Regions from separate parts of the Homo sapiens genome. Here region 2 is linked to region 1. A link is an interaction called in ENCODE POLR2A ChIA-PET data of the cell type or tissue named here. Cell type or tissue: MCF 10A. All regions are shown on one strand. Links, peaks and the distances in the headings refer to the core of each region. The heading gives the core; the rest is flanking DNA.

Evidence for each region. ChIA-PET counts read pairs that join two places held together with the same protein. Peaks named below come from ENCODE experiments on the same cell type or tissue, not always from the same donor. Only the 100,000 strongest peaks of a DNase experiment are listed, where the experiment ranks them.
Region 2: POLR2A ChIA-PET joins it to region 1 with 5 read pairs; 3 of 35 experiments call an interaction of 5 or more read pairs at or near these places.

Annotation. Positions count from the first base shown.
Region 1 is chr10:24,811,018-24,819,304 of GRCh38, reverse strand. No RefSeq gene overlaps it. Among named protein-coding and RNA genes, the nearest start is that of ARHGAP21, 91 kb to the right of the region's middle. In MCF 10A, for the core only: no CTCF peak of the experiment used is centred there; a DNase peak (open chromatin) is centred at 4,224.
Region 2 is chr10:24,728,200-24,736,486 of GRCh38, reverse strand. No RefSeq gene overlaps it. Among named protein-coding and RNA genes, the nearest start is that of ARHGAP21, 8.5 kb to the right of the region's middle. In MCF 10A, for the core only: no CTCF peak of the experiment used is centred there; no DNase peak of the experiment used is centred there.

The DNA.
Region 1 (8,287 bases), core at 1,926-6,925:
GCAAAAATCCCATCTCTACTTTAAAGAAAAGAAAAGAAAAAAAAAGTTTCAGTTTTTGCTTTTGGGTTTTTGTTTTTTGTTTTTGGGGATTTTTTTTCTGAGACAGGGTCTCACTCTGTCACTGGAATGCAGTGGCATAATCATGACTTACTGCAATCTCCACCTCCAGGGTTCAAGCAATTCTCCCACTTCAGCCTCTCCAGTAGCTGGGACAACAGGCATGTGCCACAATCCCCAGCTAATTTTTTTTTAGTAGAGACAAGGTCTCACTGTGTTGCCCAGGCTGGTCTCAACCTCCTGAGCTCAAGCGATCCTCCTACCTTGGCCTCCCAAAGAGGACAAGATTATGGGTGCAAGCTACAACACCCAGCCAGAAGTTCCAGTTTTTAATCTGGAAGCCAGAATAACTTGGTAAATCATTTCCACACTGAGGGAAGAAACCATCAAAGACGTATTCATTTAGTGTCCCAAGTTCATGAACGCTTTATACAGTATCTTTCAAGTCAGGCACCAATAAAGAAAGTGTGCCCACAGACAGGGGAACAGAGAGAGTTTTAATCTCATCAAAACTCTACTCGGTGATGTCAACAATTAAGACCTACTATGTTCCACCCTTCTTTTCCAATTAGAGGCAAAGAAGTAAAATATTGAAGCCAATACTCAGAACTCAAGTAATTCTGATAGCTACAACATTGAGCTATAATTCCAGGCTCAGTGGATCCTTTCCAGGCCTGGCTCTATTTATCTAAGAAACTAAGAGAGACAAACAGGCCTCCTCCTCAGCACAGCTATGATGAATATTTAATTAGCTAATAATACAAAGTAAATGTATCATCAATAGCAAATGAGATGCTTATAATTAACTTGGGACAAAGAAGTAGAAATCAAGAAATAGCCTGAATCTGGGCAGGGTGGCTCGTGCCTATAATCCCAGTGCTTTTGGAGGCCAAGGCAGGAGGATTGCTTGAAGCCAGGAGTTTGAGACCAGCCTGGGCAACATGGCGAGAATCTGTCTCTACAAAAAAATTTAAAAAATTAAAAAAAAAATTAGCTGGGCATGGTGGCACACACCTGTAGTCCCAGCTGCTCAGGAAGCTGAGATGGGAGGATCACTTGAGCCCAGGAGTTCAAGGCTGCAGTGAGCTATGATTGCGCCACTGCACTCAAGCCTGGTTGACACAGCAGACTCGGTCTCTTAAAAAAAAGTAGCCTGAGATGGTTATTTTCATCATAAACTGCCTTTTTCTCTGAGGCAAGGCTGTTAAACTGCTAGCATTTGGAAAGGCCTATGGCCAAGTCAAATGTCCCTGGAATTTACATAAGGTCCAGGGCAGACTTGTTCAGCATGAGACAAATGGGACAAGATCAGGTGGTGAACAGAAGCTCCAGAAGGCCATGCTTATGTGCAGCACACCGTTCATTCATTCCTACTGTGGCGATGATATTGTGGCTCTCCAAAGACTTCCACATCATCATCCTTAGAATCTGTGACTATGTTGCCTTACCTGGCAAAATGGACTTTCCAGATGTGCGATTTAAGTTAAGGATCTTGAGATGGAGAGATTGTCCTTGATTAGCTGGGTGAGTCCAGCGTAACCTCCTTATAAGAGAAGGAGGAACCCGGGTGTGGTGGCACATTCCTGTAATCCCAGCTACGCAGGAGGCTGAGGCAGGAGAATTGCTTGAACCCGGGAAGGCGGAGGTTGCAGTGAGCTGAGATCGCGCTATTGCACTCCAGCCTGGGCAACAAGAGCGAAACTCCATCTCAAAAAATAAATAAATAGAGAGAGAGAGAGAGAAGGAGAGTTAGACTCAGAGAAGGAGATGAGATGGCAGAAGTGAGGTCAGAGTCATAGACAGAAATTTGAAGATGCTTCACTGCTGGCTGTGAAGACGGAAGAAGCGGACATGAGCCAAGAAATGCAAGAAGTCTCTGGAACCTGGAAAAAGCAGGGAAAGGGTCTCCCCTGCAGCCTTTAAAAGGAAAGCAGTTCTGCTGACACTTTGACTTTAGCCTAATGAAGGCCGTTTTGGATTTCTGACTTCCAGAGATATCGTAATAAACTTGTGTTGTTTTCAGTCACTAAATGTGTGCTATTTTGTTGCAGCGGCAATAAGAAACTAATACCTCTAAGTGGCAGAGAGTCAAAGATGAAAAAGACACATTCCTCCTGTGGGCATTTGTTTAAAAAATATTTATCGGGTTGCTCAAAGTCGCATGATAGCTGATGCTTATCAGCCACCCATTATGTGTCAGGCAGGATGTTAGGTGCTTTGCATCCGTTTCTCCAATCCTCAGACCCATCCTAGTATACATACTGCTGACATTTATTAAACACCATGCACCAGACACAGTCTTAAACACTTAACATGTATTATCATATTTCATTCTTATAGCCCTGAGATAGATCATAATCACTCTCATTTTACACAAGTGGAAACAGGCGAAGGGAAGCTGAAAGTAGTTTCTCAGGGTCAAATTGCTAAAAGTGATTAAAATTTTAGCTTGCCTGCCTCCAGAACCTGCTCTGTATTTTCCCCATTTTCCAGATGAGTAAATTAAGGCTCAGAAAGGTTAAATAACTTGGCAAAGCCAAAACTGATTCATCATCTGCTGACCATCCACCAGACCGACTTTCTCCTGACTCTCCCTGTACGCCCTCTCCACTAGCCCAGAGCCTTCTGATTCTAGTCTGAAGCTTGTTCGGAAAACCTTGTATTCAGCCTGGACGATGTAGCAAGACCCCATATCTAAAAAAATAAAAAAATTTAAAAAAAAAACCCTGGTATGATGGCATGCACCTGTAGTGCCAGCTACTTGGGAGGCTGAGGCAGGAGGGTCACTTGAACCTAGGAGTTTGTGGCTACAATGAACCATGATCACACCACTGCACTCCAGCCTGGGCTATAGAACAAGACCGTGTCTCAGAAAAAGAAAAAAAAAGAAAGGAAGGAAGGAAACCTTGTGTGTTGTAATGACTAGGTCTCTCATAGACTGATTTTGAAGTTGACCGGCTCTTGGTACAGAAATGTGCGGGCAGGGTATCCCAGGCTGGATGGCCTGAGTCCTCCCTGCTGTCTTCAGCTCCCTTTAAGCTGTGGTTAAGATGCCCATTTCACTGCATGAGACAGTGACAGGACAGAATGAGCACAGCGATTTTATTCACTCATTTAAACAGCCGTGAAACACGTATTCATTATTTACGGCTCCTGAGAACTGCTACACTTCCCTACTTTTCAACGACATAAAGAGAGCTGGTTTCTTGCTGGAACTGTACCTACAAAGAACACACATTCAGGGCAGGGCTGGGTCCATCTTGTTCATCCTATCCCGGAGCCCAGCACTGCACCTGGACTACAGTAAGAAGTTCCATCACTGTTCTTGACTGATTTATGTAGCTCCATTAACACCATTGAGATCACTAATGGTTGCTCATGGGGCCTGCTGGGAAACCACGCAGGTAATTTCACTGTTTTGCCTATAATTGGGTTTGTCCCTTAGCTATCAAACTATGGCAGTCTTCAGTGTCTCAAATGTCTGGTTTCGTTGTTGCTGTTTTGAGACGGAGTCTCACTCTGTCATCCAGGCTGGAGTGCAGTGGTGCAATCTCAGCTCACTGCAACCTCTGCCTCCCAGGTCCAAGTGATTCTCCTGCCTCAGCCTCCCGAGTACTGGAACTACAGGCGTGCACCACCATGCCCAGCTAATTTTTGTATTTTTAGTAGAGACGGGGTTTCACCATGTTGACCAGGCTGATCTTGAACTCCTGACCTCAAGTGATCCACCTGTCTCTGCCTCCCAAAGTTCTGAGATTACAGGTGTGAGCCACCACACCTAGGCTTTTGGTTTTTTTGAGACACGGTCTCACTCTGTCACCCAAGCTGGAGGGCAGTGGCATAATCACAGCTCACTACAGCCTTGACTTCCTAGGTTCAGGCAGTCCTCCCACCTCAGCCTCCCGAGTAGCTGGGACTACAGGTGCGTGCCACCACACCTGGCTAATTTGGTTTATTTTTTTGTAAAGACAGGGTCTCGCTATGTTGTTCAGGCTTTTCTCAAACTCCTGGACTCAGGACTTGCTCCCACCTCAGCCTCCCAAAGAGCTGAGATTACAGGAGTGAGTCACCACATCCTGCCTCTGTGTCTCAAATGTCAAACAGCTAGCTACCTCAAGGTATGACAGGAATATTTTTTTTTTTTTGAGACGGAGTCTCGCTCTTTTGCCCAGGACAGAGTGCAGTGGCGCAATCTCGGCTCACCGTGCCCGCCCCAGGAATATTTTTAAAGTTGGTCACTGTTCATGAAGTCCTTTCTCATGACTTGATACATCATCTCTGTGCCAGCCAAACAAACCTGTTTGCAACTATGCTCCTGGCTTTCACTCGTGGCTTCTTTGTCCTTCTGCACAAATCGTATTTCCACATTGAATGTGTGGACGAAAGAAAAGAAAAAACAAGTTTTTAATGAATTAAAGTTAGTTTTATTCAGAAGTCTTACTGAGGACTGTGGACTGAGGCCTATAGCTCTGGAGGAGTCTTTCAGAGAGGAGATTTTGTCAGAAATCTCCCAACCAGTGTTTTAGCTCACAGCTTATATACAGGAGGGGGGAGTTTATGATGACAGATCACATCCAACGTACTCAGAAGTTATTATATTGGTGCAAATGTAATTGTGGTTTTTGCTATTAAAAGTAATTACTTTGAAGCAGAATCACAACAAGGTTGAGGTATAAGAGTCCATCTAGTTATAGATTACAAAAACATAGTCACTAAACTCATCAGAAGTTATCTTATGTTGGCCAGTCACAGTGGCCTACAATCCCAGCACTCTGGGAAGCTGAGGTGGGTGGATCACTTGAGGTCAGGAGTTCGAGACCCGCCTGGCCAACATGGTGAAACCCCCGTCTCTACTAAAAATATACAAAAAAAATTAGCCGGGTGTGGTGTTGTGTGCCTGTAATCCCAGGTACTCAGGAGGCTGAGGCAGAAGAATCGCTTGAACCCAGGAGAGGTTGCAGCGAGCCGAGATCAAGCTACTGCACTCCAGCATGGGCAACAGAGTAAGACTCTGTCTCAAAATGAAAAAAAAAAAAAGTTATCTTATGTTTAAGGAAAGACAAGGACAAGGGTCATTTATCTTTAAGGAATATGGTGACCCAAGTAAGAGACACAGACGGCCATATGCTCTGTCCTGTTTTGTCTTTAAAGCATCCCTCCAGAGATCTGCACGTCACCACAGAGCCAGGTGCTTGGTGAAATTATGCTGGCAAGCAGAAATGAGCAGATATGGCTTCTGTTTGCTACTTCGTCTCACAAATGCTTTTTACTTTCTCTGTACCAATTCACACTCCTCCTGTCTATCTCCTCCTGGATTATCACCATCCTAAGCAGGTGATCCTGGAAGTCACATTCCCTCTGTTCTTACGTGTGTGCTGGATTGCCAAGGTAAGATTATGTCCATCAAGGCTTGTATTTATGCATCCTGTGTGTCCTCAGGAAAATCACAAGCCTTGGGATGGTAGAAATCATAAAATCATACATTCTATTTCTTTCCTATCAAATCCCTGCCAGGACACTTATTAGTATAGATATTAATTCAGTTTTCAGTAAGTATGTAATAAATGGTTCTAACTGAGTTTCTTCTTTTATACAGGTAGAAAGAGCAGACTTTGATTTTAGTCCTGGCTCTGTCTTGAACTACCTGAGTGGTATTAGCCGGGACACTTCACTCCTGCCCACATGCCTCTCAATTATAAAATGAGGAGAAAGGCCAAGCACGGAGACTCATGCCTATAATCCCAGCACTTCATGAGGCCAAGACAAGAAGATCACTGGAGTAAGGAGTTCGAGACCAGCCTAAGCAACATAGCAAGACCCACATCTCTACAAAAAATTTTAAAATTAGCTGGGTATGGTGGTGCACAATTGTGGTCCAGTAGAATGCTCAGTAGATGTTAGCTATCATCATCATCTTTATTATTATTAGGGCTTTATTAATTATTATTACTATTGGCTCTTAAATCAACATGATTTTTGCCACATTGCCCAGGCTGGTCTCAAACTCCTATCCTCAGGCATTCTACCCGCTTTGGCCTCCCGAAGTGCTAGGACTACAGGTGTGAGCCACTGCACCCGGAACCCGGGTATATATTGAAAAGGATGAATAGTTGTGAGCTTGGGCAAGTTGCTTAATCTCTCAATGCCTCGGTTCCTCACCCAAGATGAATAATGATCCCTACCTCATAGGGTTCTTATGAGGATTCAGGCAATTAGACCCAGACTGGCTACTTAGTAAGCACTCAGTAGATGTTAGCTATCATCATCATCTTGATTATTATTAGGGCTTTATTAATTATTATTATTTTTTTTATGAGAGAGTCTTGCTCTGTCGCCCAAGCTGGAGTGCAGTGGCACAATCTTGGCTCACTGCAACCTCCGCCTCCCAGGTTCAAGTAATTCTCCTGGCTTAGCCTCCCAAGTAGCTGGGATTACAAGCGCCCACCACCATGCCCAGCGAATTTTTTGTATTTTTAGTAGAGACGGGGTTTCACCATGTTGGCCAGGCTGGTCTCGAATTCCTGACCTCAGGCGATCCGCCCATCTCGGCCTCCCAAAGTGCTGGGATTACAGGCATGAGCCACCACGCCCAGCCAATTATTATTATTATAGGCTGTCAAGCCAATTCCCAGTAGTACTCTTACCTACATGAGGATGGAAGCTCTGGCAGGACAGGGAGGTAAGCTCACGTTAGAGCCAGTCTACCTGCTGGGAAGCAGAGAAGCTCAGGCTGCCGCCTGCCAGTATTTTTAGCAGCGATGGTGAATCACGAGCAGTTAGTGTCAGAAAGACTAAAAATTGAAATAGCTTCTAACACCTCGACAGTATTTTTACCACACTGTTTTATCTAGGCATTAAAAATATACATGGTTTTAATTATATCTTGCTTTGCAGGAGGGGAAAAGAAAACCCTCAGCCGCTTGCCATCTCTCTCCTTTTTATATGTGTCTTTCTTCATGAAAAGCGGGCCTCTGAAAACGATTGCATGAAGTGGAGCGTCTCTGTCAGGTGGAACTGGCCTCCCAGGCCGCATTTACCCCAGTGTTATTACAGGAAATGAATGCATTGTATTGAAGGCCGTTTGTCGCTCATTGTTGCTCAGGCTCAGGCCTGTGTGGGACTGTTTGTCCTCCTGCACACACAGCAGCCATTGTGTCCCCTGCAACATCCTACATGCAGCTGTGAACAGTTGTGCCCGAGCCAGTTTATCGGCCGTGGAATTCACTCAGAAAGGAATCGAGAACAACATATCAAGTCAGGGCCCTCATTTTCTCTGGGAATGTTCTGAGCTCTCCCGCATTCCTCCTCCCACTTGGCCAAGAAAAACAAACAAACAGTGGCCTCCTTTGATGTACGCACCTCTGGGCTATTCAGAGGTGGGATTTTTTGGGTAAGAATTTCCAATTTCTACATGGAATCTCCATTCACAACTTTCTGGACCCAGAGAGCTAAGGCAACAGAATCTAATAACTACAAAGGCTGTCCCTGCCACTGATCTCTGGGGCCAAATGATGTCCCTACAGTAAACAAAGTCAAGGGGGTGTCCCACCCCGTCATTTCACACCATGACAGCCGTGAGGCTAATTTGCAGGGTGACTCTATGAACACTGTGTTGTCCTTTCGGGTTGTTCATATGGCCCACCTCCCATAGGACACATATTTAATTCATCAGAACATGAAACACTTGGCAGGGCACAGTGGCTCACCCCTGTAACTCCACACTTTTGGAGGCCGAGATGAGAGCGTCACTTGAGGCCAGGAGTTCGAGACCAGCCTAAGCAATATAGCAAGATCCTATCTTTATTTTAAAAGAATGAAAAATAAAAAACAGGAGGCTGGGCGTGGTGGCCCATGCCTGTAATCCCAACACTTTGGGAGGCCAAGGCAGGTGGATCACCTGAGGTCAAGAGTTCGAGACCAACCTGGCCAACATGGCAAAACCCTGTCTCTATTAAAAATACAAAAATTAGCCAGGCATGGTGGTGGGCACCTGTAGTCCCAGCTACTTGGGAGGCTGAGCAGGAGGATCGCTTGAACCCAGGAGGCGAAGGTTGCAGTGAGCCGAGATCGTGCCACTGTACTGCAGCCTGGGAGACAAAGTAAGACTCTGTCTTAAAAAATAAGAATAATGAAAAAAAAAAAAACAAGAAATATCGGCTCCCAGGCTAGAAATAGGAGTCAAGAAAGACTGAGGCAGGTTTCATAGGTGAACATTCATATCAAGTCTTGG
Region 2 (8,287 bases), core at 1,330-6,329, 82 kb after region 1:
TCTCTTTTCCTCTTCTCTTGCTATTCCTCTTTCTCTTTCTGACAGGGTCTTGCTATATCACCACGGTTGGAGGGCATCTGTGCAATCACAGCTCACAGCAACCTGAAACTCCTGGGCTCTAGCAATCCTCCCACCTTGGTCTCCCAAACCGCTGGGATTACAGGCATGAGCCACTGTGCCCAAACTCTTCCATTTATATTCTATGGGGTGTCTAGTGTATGTCAGGATTTGTTCTAGGCACTAGGGATACAGCAAAAAATAAAATAGACTTATTTCCTGTTCTTCTGAGATTTACATTCTAGGCTGAGAAGACAGGCAATAAATAAAAAATAAAACAATAGGTGGCAATAAGTGCTTTTTGAAAAATTAAATAAAGTATGTATAAGGGGTGAAGGTGGAAAGAAAGGGTAATTGGGGTGGGGTGGAGTCAGGTAGGTGACTATGGTGCTATTTTAAGTAGGATGGTTAGGGAAGACATGTTTGAGCAAAAGCCTGAATCAAATGAGGAGAGTGGATATCTGGCAGGGAGAAGCATAGTCTAGCCTTGGGGAATAACAGGTGCAAACAGTAGGTGAGTGACAGATGAGGTGGGGGAAAGCCTCGGTGCCTGATGAACTTTAAGCAGATTGGTATAGCCTGGAGGTGGATCAGTAGCATGAAGTAAACTACTGTAAAGATTTTGGCTTTTCATCTGAGTGAAATGGGAAGCCATCAGAGAGTTTTAAGCAAAGAAGAGACAAGACCTGATTTAGGCTCTAAAAGGGTTGCACTGGCTCCTGTATTGAGAGTAGACACTAGTAAAGACAGAGCAGAAGACTAGCTGAAGGCTGTCAACTCATCCAGGTGATCGATGACTTCACGTGGACTTGGGTGACCGCTGTGGAGGTGATCAGATTCTAGATATAATATGATGGTGTTGCTGACAGAGTTTACTGATGTGGGGATGTGGGGTGGGAGAGAAAGAGGGGTCAAGGCTGTTTTGAAGTTCTTAGTCTGGAGCAGCAGTATGAACAGAATTGCCACTTAACGTGGAAAGGGCAGATTAGGGTGTCTTTAATTTGAGACCTCTTGAATTTCGAAGTGGAGCTAGTCATTTCCTATTATTCAGGGTTTGGGGCCTGAGCAACTTGAGCTGCCATTTACTGGTTTTGTTTTGAGACAGAGTCTCACGCTGTCGCCTAGGCTGGAGTGCAATGGCACGATCTCAGCTCACTGCCACCTCCGCCTCCCAGGTTCAAGTGATTCTCCTGCCTCAGCCTCCCGAGAGTAGCTGGGATTACAGGCGCCCACGACCATGCCAAGCTAATTTTTGTACTTTTAGTAGAGACGAGGTTTCACCATGTTGACCAGGCTGGTCTTGAACTCCTGACCTCAGTTCAGCATTTGCTGTTTTCAGACTGATTTTTGCCAGTCTGATGGATTTGAAATTGGTCTTATTATCATTTTAATTTGCATTATCCTGATTTCAGTGATACTGGGCATCTTTTATTATGTTTGGTGAAAACATGTATTTTCTCTTTCATAAATTGCCTATTCATCTTTTCTATTTTAGTTATTGGTTTATGGAGGCTCAGGCTATAAATCCTTGGTGGGAGGCCGGGCACAGTGGCTCATGCCTGTGATCCCAGCACTTTGGGAGGCTGAGGCGGGTGGATCAGGAGGTCAGGAGTTCAAGACCAGCCTGGCCAAGATGGTGAAACCCCGTCTCTACTAAAAATACAAAAAATTAGCCAGGCGTGGTGGCACGCGCCTGTAATCCCAGCTACTCCGGAGGCTGAGGCAGAGAATTGCTTAAACCTGGAGGGGCAGAGGTTGCAGTGAGCCGAGATCATGCCACTGCACTCCAGCCTGGGCGACAGAGCGAGACTCCGTCGCAAATAAATAAATAAATAAATAAATCCTTGGTGGGTTATATCAGTTGCATATATCTTCTGATAGACTGTAGCTTGTTTTTTCATTTTGTTTCTAATTACTTGGTCACTCAAACCATTATTTAAGGCAGATTAAATAACATACAACCAGATTGGGCAACATAGCAAGACCCTGTCTCTACAAAAAAATTTAAAAAATATTAGCCAGGCATGGTAGTGCACATCTGTGGTCCCTGAGCTACTTGGGAGGCTCGGGTAGGAGGATCAATTGAGCCCAGGAGGTCAAGACTGCAGTGAGCGATGATGGCACCACTGCATTCCAGCCTAGGCAACAGAGCAAGACCCTGTCTCAAAAACAACAACAACAAAATTTATCCTAAAAATGTATTTGTCGTTTATCTAAAATTCGAGTTGAGGGGCCAGGCATGGTGGCTCACGCATGTAATCCCAGTGCTTTGGGAGGCTGAGGCGAGCGGATCACAATGTCAGGAGTTTGAGACTAGCCTGACCAACATGGTGAAATTCCGTCTCTTCTAAAAATACAAAAAAAAAAAAAAAAAAGAATAAAAAATTAGCTGGGCATGGTGGCATGCACCTGTAATCCCAGGTACTCAGGAGGTTGAGGCAGGAGAGTCGCTTGAACCTGGGAGGCAGAGGTTGCAGTAAGACGAGATCGCGCCACTGCACTCCAGCCTGGGCAATAGGGGGAGACTCCATCTCAAATAAATAAATAAATAAATAAAATTCAAGTTGAACTGGGTATCCTATATTTTATCTGGGAACCCTATTGGAGATAGAACTGGAGCATCTGCCTTTGACCCAGAGATGAAACCACCTATGGAAGACAATGGAGCTATTGTAGCAGGCCTGAAGAGCATACTTGGGGATCATTACCTGAAAAAGACATAACTTTCTTTGTAGCCACTTCTAAATACAAGTACTGTGGTATTTAAAAAACATTTTGGTGCAAGAGCTTAGCCTTTGTCCTAACCAATATGTGAAAACTTTCTTGCAATTCCAAGGATTAAAAGGATTGACCAGGTGCAGTGGCTCATGCCTGTAACCCTAGCACTTTGGGAAACCCAGGCAGGAAGATCACCTGAGCCCAGGAGTTCAATACCAGCCTGGCCAATATAGTGAGACACTGTCTCTACTAAAAAACTTTTTTTAATTAAAAAAAAATTTATCATGTTTCAGGGATTATGAAAACAGAATAGTGACTTGGGGGAAGTTACTAAACTTTCATATAAGAAAAGAAATCCGGCAGGGCACGGTGGCTCGAGCCTGTAATCCCAGCACTTTGGGAGGCTGAGGCGGGTGGATGACTTGAGATCAGGAGTTTGAGACCAGCCTGACCAATATGGCGAAACCCCGTCTCTACTAAAAATACCAAATTAGCCAGGCATGGTGGCGGGCACCTGTAGTCTCAGCTACTCGGGAGGCTGAGATGGGAGTATTGCTTGAACCCAGGAGGTGGAGGTTGCAGTGAGCCGAGATCATGCCACTGTACTCCAGCCTGGGCAACAACAGAGTGAGACTCTGTCTCAAAAAAGAAAAGAAATCCTACAAGCAAATCAAAGTGAATTACCTAATGCAGGGGTTCGCCGACTGTGGCACATATACCAAATCCAGTCTTCTATCTGTTATCAAGTTTTATAGAAACAGCCACATTCATTCATTTATACGTTGTCCATCCCTGCTTTAGTACTGTAACAGCAGAGTTGAGTAGTTGCAACAGAGGTCGCGTGGCACTGCAAAGCCTAAAATATTATCTATCTGGCCCTTTACAGAAAAAGTTTAATGATCCCTGACCCAAAAGAAAACCATTACTCACCTAAAAATTTTTCTCAGCATTAATTGATAAGAAAAATTTTGAAGAAAACAAATAATGTGACTTAAAGATTGAATCATGTGGTCATTCACATTTAAAAGCAGCTGAAAGGCTGGGTGCAGTGGCTCATGCCTGTAATCCCAGAACTTTGGGAGACTAAGGTGTGAAGCTTGCTTGAGGCTGGGAGTTCAAGAATAGCTTGGGCTAAAAATTAGCTACAACACCCAGGTAATTTTTAAATGTTTTTGTAGAGATAGGTCTAATTATGTTGACCAGGCTGGTCTTGAATTCCTGGGCTCAAAAAATCCTTATGCCTCGGCCTCCCAAAGTGTTGGATTACAGGTGTGAGCCACTATGCCCAACAGTTTTTTTTTTAATGAGACACACACTAAAATCTGATTTGTTTATTGCCTGCAACATTTTTCTTTTCTTTTTTTTTTTTTTGGTTTCAAACACCAATTTGAATGAGGCTTTTTTATACTAAAAAGTTATCTGTTGTTTATCTGATGTTCAAATTGAACTGTGTGCTCATTGTTTTTATTTGCTAAACTTGGCAACCCTACCTCCAGTCACTGTGAATCGGGGAAGGGTCTAGGAAGGCACAGATCTAAGCCTTTTAAGGGAAGACTTCCAGAGTGACACACAATCATTCCTGCCCACATTTCATTGCCTAGAATTTAGTCATGGCCACACCTAGACACACCTAGATAGAAAGTCTAGCTTGTTAACCAGGTGCCTAACTAAAATACTACTATTATAGGAGAAGGAGAGAACAGATTTGGGGGAACATTTAGCAGGCTACCATAGTATATCTTTGAAAAAAATTTTTTTTAGTTTCATTAGTTGTAAATTCTGTCAGAGACATCAATTTCTCTAAATCAGATTTCTGTTGTCTTCTATATTTTTCATCTCCTGTCTAATCACTTTAATCTTTGTCCTTTTCCTTTGTATTTGATGTGCTTTAAAACAAATCTGTCATCCATCCCACAATTTTCTGCTAGATATTTCTTATTTTTATTTTTTAAAAATAGAGATGAGGTCTCACTGTGTTGCCCAGGCTGGTCTTGAATTCCCAGGCTCAAGTGATCCTCCCACCTTGGCCTCTGTGCTAGGATTACAGGCATGAGCCACTGTGCCCGGCCAGACATTTCTTATTTCTTCTTATTTCTAATTCATGTATTATTTCTGCAACGGTATGATTTTTCCCTCTCAATACCTTCTCTTAGCCATTCTAACATCTTTTATATTTCATTCATTCTCTTGTGATTTCACTTTTGATATATTTTATTTTCTTCGGGGTATGAAACATTTGTCTCTATATTTCTTCTGCTTACTGGGGTTAATCTTCTTCCATAATATATCTTTTCTTTTTAGAATATATTCCTTTATTTCATCTCTTCCCCAATATCACAATTTAAAATGTTTATGTCAGTCTTATTTCCTTTTCATTCATCTTTGATGAATATTTACTATCTAAAATTTCTATTTATATTGAAAGAAACAGGGTGGATGAATTATCTTTGAGGACCCCAGGCTTCTTGTTGGATTCAAGCAATGAGGAGCCACAGAAGAAAGCTGGAAGGAGGCATGAGAATGGGTTCGTAAAATGTGGTATGAGATTGGGCCCCTTCATAGTTTTAGTGTTTGTTTTTTTCTTTTTTACTTCGTAATTTTTAAAAATTAAAATATAATTGAAAAAATCTTTGAGGAGAAAGGTTATGTAAGCCTGCCATCTATCCTACTTAAGCCCAGATGTGAATTACCACATATTGCCCTGCGATCTTTTCCTATCTGAGGGAAGAAGCCTTGGTTAGTTGACTTTTGGATTAATAAGGAATGCAAGCAATTATAGGGATAGAGGAATGGAATCTACAGTGCTAGACAATATTGAAAGATACTCAGAGTTTCTTGAATCAAGGAATAGAGAAGTCTTTAGGTGTCTTTCCTGATTCTGCTCAATGACAATGAAAGGGAAGGCTAGAACTTTTTATTTTTTTTGATGAAAAGATTTGATTACTTTGGATTAGGCCTATGATATTAAAAATCAACTGCTAGCACAGTTTCCTAGTTAAAATGTTTGGAATTTAGCATTCTATTCCAAAATGATAAAAACATATTTCAATTCTCCAGTTGTAATATGGGTTTCTCCAGATTGCACTGTATTTTCACAATGTTCCAACTCATATTTAGTTGGGTGGGTGGAAACATTTTAAAAACTAGTCTCATATTTTTAAGGAAAGTTGGAATACTTATAAATGAAAGTCACGATTCTTAGGATAAAATAAAAACTTGCACATGGATTTTTTATTCATATTTTTTCTTAAAACATATAAATAAACTTAACAATGTTGATGACTATGACTAGCATACCACTAAATTTTAATTATGGAAATTCTAATGCTGAATAATAATTTGGATCTAAAGAAAACTTTTGATATATGATTATGGATAAGCTTTGGGGTGAAATTTTATAGTTTCTACCAAAATGTAAGTGATATTAATTTTTAGGATGGTCTTATGGCTGAAAAACAGCTAAATCGCTGGCAGTGAAGTTTATTTATTTATTTATTTGAGATGGAGTGTCACTCTGTCAACCAGGCTTGGCCCTGCCTCCCAGGTTCAAGCAATTCTCCTGTCTCAGCCTCCTGAGTAAGCTGGGATTACAGGACCGTGCCACCATGCCCAGCTAATTTTTGTAGTTTTAGTAGAGATGGGGTTTTACCATGTTGTCCAGGCTGGTCTCGAATGTCTGACCTCAAGTGATCCACCCACTCGGGCCTCCCAAAGTACTGGGATTACAGGTGTGAGCCACAGCGCCTGGCCAGAGAAGTTTCGATAAGGAGATAAAATGTGGCATTTCCGAAAGTTGAGGCCCATACCAAGTGTTCTCTTTGTGGATACCTCTTATAATTTACACTCTTTGTTTTAGGCATATTCACATAGGCCTATACATATATCTTCCTGTGACCTGTACTGTTATTGGACCTGTACAGCCAGGAATTTCTTGAGGTATAAATATTTATCAATAATAGTGACATAACCATCTTTTATTTCTTGAATAATTCTGTAGTAATTTCTATGTGTAAAAGATGTGGTAGATATTGTGGGGATGTGAAAGTAGTAAAAGCTCCAGGAATCTCCTCTAGAGAAGTTTATAATCCAGATTAAAAAAGGAGATAATATTTAGCTAAATAAGATTTATTATTTTTTTCCCACAATATATCCGTGTAACAAAAGAAGATTGTTTATAATCAAGTAACAGCAACAAACAAACAAACAAACAAACCCAAAAATAAACACCAGTATTCTAGTCCAGAGGAGGAAAAGATGACAATAAACTGAGGGCAGATAAATTATTCAAGAATATTTATTGTGTGTGGCACTTTACTAGGCATTGTATATAATGAATTAAATAATGTCATTGCCTTCTAGAAATTAATCATCAAAGATAGTAATCATGTGGAGAGAAATAATAAGATACATATTTAGCAAATGCAGAACAATAAATTAGTAAATCATTTACATTATTTGTTTAAAAGAGATGAAGGAAGAGTCCTAGAAATTGCTGATTGTGGAGAATCATTCCCTTCTCTCAATTACAATAGTTAAATGCCTTGCAAGTGTGGTGGGATTTCTGTAGCTATTCAGTTCAACATGAAAATCTTTTGCTTTTTTTGTCCAGGCATGGTGGCTCACGCCTGTAATCCCAGCACTTTGGGAGGGCGGGGTGGGTGGATCACCTGAGGTCAGGAGTTCGAGACCAGCCTGGCCAACATGGTAAAATTCTGTCTCTACTAAAAAATACAAAAATTAGCTGGGTGTGGTGGTGCATGCCTGTCGTCCCAGCTACTGGGGAGGCTAAGGCACGAGAATCCCTTGAACCCAGGAGGCAGAGGTTGCAGTGAGCCAAGATCACACCACTGCACTCCAGCCTGGATGACAAAGTGAGACTCCGTCTCAAAAAAAAAAAAAAAGTCTTTTGCTCTTTCAAAGTAATATTAGCATGTAATGTGTCTTTTTGGTAATGTGTGAATAAGAAATAAACAAAACAAAACCCCTTACTCTTCTGAGGGCTATTGGTCTTAACGTAGTTTTGCAAAGGCTTCAACCCAAATTGCAAATTTCATTTGTGGATTCACTAGCAAACACTTGTGCTTCTCAGATGTGCCAGCTTCTGTTAACATATTCAGAGTAGAAATCATTCATAGATTATCATAGAATGGCCTTCCACACCAGGGGCTGGGATACTTTGCCTCTATTTTTGGCTTTGACATTTTTTCCCTTGATATTGGTTCACCAAAACAATATTATGTCATTAGCAAAGCCAACACTTACCTTTTAAGGATACAGTTCTCATCTTCATAAATGTCTTGCCTAGATTTAGTGTATAAAGCTTTCTTGTAGTTTTTATTAATATAGCTATAGTAATTTCAGAGGCTATTTCAAAGGATACTCCAAGAAGTTTGATTATAGGAAACCCACACATTTATTAGCTATACTCTAAGGAGGAAAATAGCCTTTCAAAGCAAACAAAGCTAGAATTACTGTTAGCTCTTGCTTATCCATGATATTTGAGGATAAAGAA